Linked DNA regions of Homo sapiens: region 2 is linked to region 1. Evidence: chromatin contacts called from ENCODE Hi-C or POLR2A ChIA-PET data. All regions are on one chromosome and are shown on one strand. Each heading gives the region's core, a stretch centred on a gene start or an enhancer-like site at or near the end of the contact. The rest is flanking DNA. Distances are from core to core; before and after follow the strand shown. Region 1 has its middle 25 kb from the start of DYM-AS1. Region 2 overlaps DYM (dymeclin).

The links. Hi-C counts contacts between places; a loop is a spot of excess contacts on that map. ChIA-PET counts read pairs that join two places held with the same protein, here RNA polymerase II (POLR2A). Pooled maps may share reads with other maps.
Region 2: a loop to region 1 is called in a map of MCF 10A, with 23 times the contacts of the local background. The contact joins two enhancer-like sites. A Hi-C loop is called at or near these places in 1 of 168 maps with a recorded cell type or tissue (MCF 10A) and 1 of 50 pooled maps. POLR2A ChIA-PET finds 5 or more read pairs at or near these places in 2 of 52 experiments (PC-3 and PC-9).

Annotation. Positions count from the first base shown.
Region 1 is chr18:48,996,410-49,001,081 of GRCh38, forward strand. No RefSeq gene overlaps it. Among named protein-coding and RNA genes, the nearest start is that of DYM-AS1, 25 kb to the right of the region's middle. RefSeq lists enhancers at 107-805, 4,493-4,672 and a silencer at 3,711-3,900. Within about 2 kb of position 1,867, at least 24 of the 41 ENCODE cell types and tissues checked have a DNase peak (open chromatin) inside an H3K27ac peak, as active enhancers do; they include PC-9, where a contact is called at or near this core.
Region 2 is chr18:49,091,509-49,096,180 of GRCh38, forward strand. All of the region lies in intron 17 of DYM (dymeclin), which reads right to left. Among named protein-coding and RNA genes, the nearest start is that of MIR4744, 44 kb to the left of the region's middle. Within about 2 kb of position 2,810, at least 3 of the 41 ENCODE cell types and tissues checked have a DNase peak (open chromatin) inside an H3K27ac peak, as active enhancers do; they include PC-9, where a contact is called at or near this core.

The DNA of each region.
Region 1 (4,672 bases), core at 617-3,116:
CTGGTGATTCAGAAAAACACAAGGGTGGCCAGGCACGGTGGCTCACACCTGTAATCCCAGTACTTTGGGAGGCCGAGGCGGGTGGATCACCTGAGGTCAGGAGTTTGAGACCAGCCTGGCCAACATGGTGAAACCCCGTCTCTACTAAAAGTACAAAAATTAGCCGGGCGCGGTGGCAGGCGCCTGTAATCCCAGCTACTCAGGAGGCTAAGGCAAGAGAATCACTTGAACCCAGAAGGCGGAGGTTGCAGTGAGCTGAGATCACACCACTGCACTCCAGCCTGGGTGACAGAGTGAGACCCTGACTCAGAAAAAAAAAAAAACCAACAACAAAAACCCAAAAAACCCCCAAGCATGCATGAGAGGTCAGCAGCCCATGGTCCGCAGACCCCGAGCACATCAGAGCCTCAAGGCTCCACCTGAAAAGCTGCTACAATGGAATGACCTCTGCAATTCTTTCCAGGTCTCACTTCTGGAGGACGGGTGAATTGGGAGCAAAGGCAGGGAGGCTGGCAGAGGTTTCTGGAAGTCAGTGGGGCAGGGCCAGCGCTAGAGAAGAGGAGGCTTTGAGGCTTGTCTTGGCTTAGGCCTTCTCCTCCTCCTGGGCACCACCCTGAACTGACCCTACCCCCCCAGACACTGCTGCGGCCTGGCTGCCCTGGGGAGGGCAGGCCAGGGCCAGCAAGACCTGGGAGCCTCTGCGGCCCACGACACCTACAGTTTTAGAATCTGGAGAGCAGATGCCTCTGGCTTGCTAAGCAACTCATGAAACAAACAGCTTGCTTCAGGGCTTTCTTTTTTGAAGCTGACTTTGTTGTTTGGGTGGGGAGATGTGTGTATAGATAAGCTTCTCAAAGTGATGACATCACAAGAATAATAAAAATGCCACATTGCACCCTGTGTCTTTCACCTCCCAGGCACGTTTTCAAAACTAATCATAGGTCAATTCCCCTTCTTGCCAGCTCCAGGGACCTGCAGAGATGGGAGGCGCTGCTGAAAACCCTCTAAGGGGGGCAGCGCCGCCTTACCTCTCAGAGCTGCATTTCCCTCTCTTAGAAAAGGGACGAGCTAGGTGGATTTTAAAGTTCCTGCCAGTTCCCAATTATTTACCCAGAACTGATTTTAACTGAGTGTTTGACCAAAGCTTTGGTCCATGAGCCTTCCATTGCCGGGGTGTTTATTTTACATAAAATTTATCTGGATACTCACACGTAGAAGTTTTTCTTTTGGTATGGAAAGGGGTCAGAAGATTCTCCAGGTTTTGAGGGGCCCTGAAGCTTACACAATTTGCAAGAGTGTCTCCTTCAGGAAAATAATACAGAATTACTGATCATAATTCGGTGCTGGGTCCTGGTAGAGGCCCAGGCTGTAATGTGTCCAGAGGCACAAGGCTCAGCTCCACACTCTACCCTCTTTCGTTGTGATTAAAGGTCCACAGGCGTCCTGGGCAAATATCAGTTTCTTGAGTCTCAGAGACCCTTGAGACTGTCACAGGCTTGAGTTGGCACTTTGCAAACCTGAGTGTCTCCCGCGCCCATCCTGCCCTGGCCCATGTTTTGGCCGTGACACTGTGTTGCCAGGCAACCATCTATCCTATAGGAATTCACACTCATTCTTCCAGCAGACACATTTAATTTCAGGCCCAGAGTGCTTGGTGACGCGGGGTGACACCAGCCTGCGCCCTCACAGAAATAGCCTGAAGGACTGAGTCAAAAGTAGCTGGGGGAACTGATCCCCACATTTGATCTTCTTCCCCTAAAATAGCTTGGTCCTGTTTATGGGGCTGCTCTGAGAGGGGACGTGGGCGTGGGGCTGTGCTCACAGCTTCCTCCCTCCTGCTGGGTGCTTGCTTTTCTGTGGCCATCAGGAGAGACATCCGTAGTGACTCAGGGCCCTGGACATGATGTAACACCCCTGGCTCCCAGGGTGGTGGGGAATGCGTGACTGCCTTGGAATTCCAGGCGGGACCCTTGGTGCCTGCCTGCCAGTTCTTGACTAAGGTCAGGTGCGGCTGAGAGCTGCGCTCACCAGCCTTGGGGTGGAGGCTGGGAGGGTGTCCTGGCCCCGAGCCAGACCTCCCACTGACAACAGGCCCAGTCCTGAGCCCCGTGGGGACACCCTTCCATCCCATTCTCTAGAGCAGTGGTTCTCAGCCTCGGCTCCATGCTGGAACCACCTAGGGTGCTTTAAAATATCCTGATTCTGATGTAACCGTGAGATTCTAGTGTGCAGCCAAGGTTGAGAGCCAAGGGACTCCTGCCCAGCGTCCCCTCCCTGACCAGCTGCTGAGCTTTTCCCTTTTGGCAAGCGTCTCAGGGGCCCTGGGCACCCTCTGGGCTCTGACATTCCTCTCCTGGCTTGAGCAGAGCTGCCTGTCCTGCAGGAGCCAACAGTCCTCAGGCTCCAAGACCCTCGGCCAGGCATCAGGTCTTAGCCCTGTGCTCTGCCCAGGGCCCTTCCAGGGTGCTGGGGAAGACGTAAGATCTCGAGAGGCCGTGGGATGCTAGAACAGGGCTGCGGTGGGAGAAGGTGCTGGCCGATGAGAATGGAGGTGACCTGCTTGTTGGGTTTTGAAAATATAATGAAGTCAGTGTGTGTATCAGTAAAAATAGAGCTCTAAGCCCCTAAACAAGCAAACACAGGCTATCCACTAAAATAAGATTTTATAATTTGTTCATTGGTCAGTTTATATTTATTTTTGTTTTTAATTGCGGTAAAAAGCACATAATATAAAATTTACCTTCATAACCATTTTTAAGTGTTCAGTTCAGTGGTGTTAACTTTGTTCACCTTGCCATGTGACAAATCTCCAGAACTTTCTCATCTCACCAGAACTTTCTCATCTCACCAAACTGAAACTCTGTTCCCATTAAACAACTCCTCTTCCCTACCCCCCGGTCCCTGGCAACCACCATTTGACTTTCTGGTTTCATGACTTTTTTTTTTTGAGACAGAGTCTTGCTCTGTCGCCCTGGCTGGAGTGCAGTGGCTCGATCTCCGCTCACTGCAACCTCCACCTACCAGGTTCAAGCGATTCTTGTGCCTCAGCCTCCCGAGTAGTTGGGACTACAAGTATGTGCCAGCCCACCCAGCTAATTTTTGTATTTTTCGTAGAGACAGGGTTTTACCATGTTGGCCAAGCTGGTCTCGAACTCCTGACCTCAAGTGATCCACCCGTCTGGGCCTCCCAAAGTGTTGGAATTACGGGCGTGAGCCACTGCGCCCAGCCTGTTTCCATGATTTCGACTTCTCTAGATACATCGTAAAAGTGGGATCATACAGTATTTATCCTTTTGTGACTGACTTATTTTACTCAGCATAATGTCCTCAAGGTTCATCCATGTTGTAGCTCATGAAAGGATTTCCTTCTCTTTTTTAAGGCTGAATAGTATTCCATCGTGTAGATAGGCCGCATTTTTTTTACCCGTTCATTTGCGGAGGGTCATTTGGTTGCTTCCACCCCTTGGCTGTGGTGGACAGTGCAGCTGTCAACACTGGTGTGCAGAAATGTCGTCAAGACCCTGCTTTCAGTTCTTTTGAGCACATACCCACAAATGGGATTGCTGGATCATATGGTAATTCTATGTGGAGGTTTTTGAGGCACCACCGTACTATGTTCCACAGCGGCTGCACCATTTTACCTACCCCCAGCAGTGCACAGGGGTTCCAATTTCTCCGTCCTCATCAACATTTTTTATTTTCTCTATTTTAAAAAAATAGTAGCCAGCCTAATAGGTGTGAGGTGCTAGCTCATTGTCATTTTGATTTGCATTCCTTAATGATTAGTGACATCAAGCATCTCTGTTCTTTTTTTCTGAGACAGGGTATTACTCTGTTGCCCAAGCTGGAGTGCAGTGGCTCGATTTCAGCTCACTGCAGCCTCCGCCTCCTGGGTTCAAGCAATTCTACCGCCTCAGCCTCCTGAGTAGCTGAGACTACAGGCGCCCGCCACCACACCCAGCTAATTGTATTTTTAATAAAGACGGGGTTTTGCCACGTTGGCCAGGCTGGTCTCAAACTCCTGTCCTCAAGCGACCTGCCTGGCTCAGCCTCCCACAGTGCTGGGATTATAGGAGTGAGCCACCACATCCTGCCTTTTTTCTTTTCTTTTCTTTCTTTCTTTCTTTTTTTTTTTTTAAGACAAGGTCTTGCTCTGTCACCCAGGCTGGAGTACAGTGGTGTGATGATGGCTCACTGCAGCCTTGACCTCTTGGGTTCAAGCGAACCTCCCACCCCAGCCTCCCAACTAGCTGGGACTACAAGCACATACCACCATGCCCGGCTAATTTTTGTATTTTTAATAGAGACAGCGTTTTGCCATGTTGCCCAGGCTGGTCTTGAGCTCCTGGGCTCAAGCAATCTGCCATTCTCAGCCTCCCAAGGTGCTGGGATTATAGGCGTGAGCCACAGTGCCTAGCCTTAAATTTACTTTTTAGTTTTTAGAGATGAGGTCTCACTATGTTGCACAGGCTAGACTCGAACTCCTGGACTCAACTGATACTCCTGCTTCAGCCTCCCAAGTAGCTGAGACTATAGGTCTGAGCCACCGTGCCAGGCTCATTAGTCTCTTTTTGATGGAAAAGTATCCTGGAAAAATGAGGTTCTCAAGAAGCACAAGAGGCCCTGGGATGGGAGAGCAGGGAAGGTGGAGGTGGCAGGGAGGAGATGGGGG
Region 2 (4,672 bases), core at 1,560-4,059, 96 kb after region 1:
GAGGGCTGGTGTGTTTGGAGCAATTACCTAGTACTGTGCTTCTCAAACTGGAGCAGGCATCAGTTCACACAGCGGCTGATGTTAAAGCGCTGACTGCCCCAGCCCCATAGATTCTAATTCCATGGGTCTGGGGTAGGGCCTGAGAACCTCCATTTCTAGCAAGTTCCTAGGGGATGCTGATGATGCTATGAGGATCACACTTTGAAAAACAGTGATTTAATATTTATTTATTTATTTATTTATTTTGAGATGGAGTCTCGCTCTGTCCCCTAGGCTGGAGTGCAGTGGCATGATCTCGGTTTCATCACATTGGTCAGGCTGGTCTCAAACTCCTGTCCTCGTGATCTGCCCGCCTCCAGCTCCCAAAGTGCTGGGATTACAGGTGTGAGCCACTGCGCCCAGCCTTGACACATTATTTTTAAAACTCTCTGAGTTACTAAATAATACTGGATCATTAAATCAATTTAATGGGTCTGACTAGCAATTTTAAAAAAAGAAAACAGAATAGGCAATATCGGAGCCCATCACATTTAATGATGGTAAGTACTGTTTTATCAAACTTTCATTTCAGTTGTATATAAATGTGTGAATTGTATCATGATGTAAAATGTATTTTTTGCTGTGGGTGGCAGTCTAAAGAGTTTGAAAACCACTAATTACTTTACTGTACCATTAAATAATACAAGCCACATTAATACAGCAGAGAGAAATAGGGGAGTCCTATTGTTCCAGTTGGACACTAAGCTGAACTTGCCTTGGGCCTTCTCTTGTACTCACACACAGATTTCCCCATCTGGATTTCTCTTTCATCCCAGCTTTATGGAAACCTTACCATCCCTTTAAGACAGAGAAGGTCAAGTCCAGGTTTCTCTTCAGTGTTCCCTGACTAGTTCTTCCCAGCAGTGTCTCCACTCCTTCTTCCAGAACTTAACTTCTACACCATTCATTTTACACGCAGCGTAAAGTGCCCTGCTCTACTCAGCTCTGCAACGCAAGGGGGTGCCTTTCTCTCCTGAAAGATGATACATTTTTCTGAGGGCAGAGGTGGTGTCTTACACACTTCTGTTTCCCCAACGTCCTAGCAATGTTGTGGTCAAAGTGGGGGTAAAATAACGAGCTGCAGTAGGAAGAAACAAACCACATTTGTAAGAGATGCTTTGCTTGTATATTATAGGTGATATCGGTGATGATGATGATGATGCAAATTAATGTAAAGGGACAGGTGGGTGCATACATCCTGAGAAGCAAATCTGGGGACAGAAGGAGAAGGGTGGTAGAAGGAGAAGGGCCAAATACAGGAAAACCAACTAGCAGGGAAAGCTTAGCGGTAAGAGACCCTTAGTCTTCCACCAGAGAGCCTGGGCTGAGAGGTCCTTGGGACAGCAAGCCATGGAGAAAAGCCTCACTCCTCACTGGGAGTCCCTCCTTTAATGTTCTGCACTAATGCTGTGCAGTGAATAAGGAGAGTTGAAGGACCAAAGGAGAAATCAAGATTTTGGCTGAGAAGAAGGAGAGAAATAGGAATCCAGAGGCAGGGTGAAGTTAATTTACCCCACGAATATGTATTGAATGAGATGGGTGTGCTGGGGGATGGTTTTGCTATAATGGAGGGACATACGTGTGCCATAGGAATGTGGAGAAAACCACCGAGTGTGCGTGGGTGAATCAGAGTGGGCTTCATAGAAAGCGGGGAGCATGATCGGCTCACCTGACAGACAAGCCATGAAACTGTGAGAACCCAGAAGCTGCATACACAAAGGCCTGGCATGCAAGGACTCTGTCCACCTGACGATCGGCCAGCGGCTGACAGCGTTGGAGCACAGGATCCGTAGGAGGAAAAAGAACACAACTTAAGTCAGGAGTTAGGCCATGAAGTGCCTTGTGTGCTGGATCAGAGCAGGGTGTAAGGGTGGCAACAGGGCTAAGAACACCTGGGGAGGAAGAAGGATGTGGAAGTGGAGACCCCAATTAGGAGTTTATAGCAATAGACTGTGGGAGAAATGTGGAGCAGCCACATGGGAGGGCGGCAACGTGGAGGGAAAGGAATGACTTGAGAAATGAGAATTTCTAGGGTTTGGGATCTAACAGTACTTTTGAGTTAGAGGGAGGATGCTGGCTATTCATATTTCCACAGGTAGAGATACACGAGGAGTGTGGATGTGTGGGGAGGCAGAAGAGAGTGACTGTGGACACATGGGGGTTGTTCCTGTGGGACCCCAAGGGGCCCTCCCAGTACAGCACTCAGGAATCTGCTCTGGGGATAGAGAACTGACAAAGAAACGAAAGATGCTTAGGGTGAGATAGGGAAGAGACCCCTGAATAGGAGCAAAGTGAAAGGTTTTAAGCAAGTTAGTTGATATGATTTTTTATATTTTTCTTTATGCAACTAAAAACAACCATGAAAGTATTCTAAAAAGTGGATATAAAATAAAGGCTTTAAAAATCATTTAGTGTGAAACTGGTAATTACTTTTAATTCCTATGACTTATCAAGTGTCTTGAGTAAATGAAGTTTGGTTAATGTCAATAACATATTATTCCACACTTTCTTATTTACACTAAAAGATAAGTTATCTTCTGGTTAATTCCCCTTGAAAAGCACTACCTAGTTTTCAAACACTAAATACAGTAAAATTCTTAATCCTCAAATGACATAGATAATTCACTAAACTGAAGAAAAGAGGGGACTTGAGAGCCCAACATAATAAAATCTGAGGTGGTAGTGGTATGAGAACACGCACGGATCTGGAAGAATTCTGACCCATCACCATGACATTCAAATTGCTCCACAGTAAGCAAAATGCGAGCCAGGAACATGCCCTGTTGTGGATACAGACAGTGAGAGCTTTGAGCTGCGGCTTCTAAGTCGGCTCCCAGAGGACATACTAACTTTATTTATTTCCTTCCAAATCCTAAAGGAGAAATAAGTGACTCAGGATTTCAGAGCCTGTTCTTTAGGTCTCTGTTTAAGCAGGAGGCTCCGGAAAAAATAATTACCTGGTATTGCCTTTCCCAGACTTCACAGAATACCAGTAAGAAGAGAATGTTTAGAATGATATTAATACTATTTACTCTGAACAGCCAAGTTGTTTAACTATATAGACAGATTTATCCAAATAGTATGCATTCCCACATAGGATATTACACAAATATTTTAGAAGGCTATGTCAAATAATATTTGATTGAAAAATATTTTATTTGGTTGGAAGTCAATTACTCTTCCATGGGCTTCCAGATCTTACTGTTTACTTGCCCAAAATTGGAAGAATACTACTTCTACAAAGTTGGCTTCAATTCTACAATGCAAGGGAAAGTTCTAAAACTTTTGGCTCATCGGCTTCAGCTGACATTAGCTGGTGAATTTTTCATGAGTAAGGGGCGCTGTGATCCTCTTAACAACCCAGAAGGTAGTAGTAAAGAATTCTGAGTTTCTAAGTGTTTAATTTATATATTTTAAGAAACAACAAATCAATTAGTATATATTATTCCACATTTTCATAGAGGGCTTATTAAGACAGCATTTCCAATTTGAAACCAACTCTTTTACATCAATATCATGTATGAAACTATTATTACACACCCGACAATTATTTTATCAGTATATATTAGTAAACTACTCCAAAGACTATAATGTGCTGTCATGTAGTATCATGTAAACATTACTCAACACAGCTTGAATTTTGAATCAACTTTAGATACCGTGGTATTCTGTGAATTAAACTCTAGAGATTTTAAGTGACTCATTTTATTATAAACACTCAATCCAAAAAGATGATTAAAATAATTGAGATAAGGCTTGATTGTAAGGATAAACAGCCTTTTATTTCTAGTAACATCTGTGGTAATAATATGCTATCATTTAAACCAACTAGGATGACTCACCATCTGTGGGTAAATGTAATTTTAGTAAATGTAATCTTTTCTAGTACTGGTGATAGTGTTTTTTTTTTTTTGTTTTGTTTTTAAACTGAATCATCCATCTTCTATCCTTTTGCAACCATGAAGTGAGTTGGCAAGCTGAGGTCAGGAGTACAACTTCTTGCTATGTTCCAGAACCAAATTAACTGGCCCTCTTAAGAAATTTACCCATGACCTTGGCCTCAATAGGATCTTGCTCTAAATCAGAGTCAACTTGCCTGGGACCCACCATAGATCAATTATTTTCTCTATTTAGCCATAATTCTGAAAAACGAAAAGAGTTACATTTTTGTTTATATGTCACTGTCTCAAATATAAATGACATTTTATTTTTGAATATAGTATAATAAATGAACAAATATTAACATTCCAGCACTTAGCCTGCACACTGTAATTCATTTTGCTTTAAGGTAAGTATTACAGTGAACTACAAGATTAACCTTCCCCAGACTCCATTGCAGTGTCCTTTTTTGGCAGCCTCGATATTTCTACTTTGTTCTTGACTGAGCTTACACACCAAGATCCATCACTTCCTGGGAGTAGCCACTTTAATCTTCATAGATTTTTTTGTACTGGTTCACATGGTATAGTTTACATAAATTTGAAATAGTTCAAAAAAATCCCACAAAAATACCCCCAAACCAACCAACAAACCAAGGTCTTACTTTATGTAAAAATGGAAACAATATGAATTCTCTATATTTAAAAAAATTATCTGGAATAGGAACACATCCAAGCTGGAGGGCCCAGTGAAC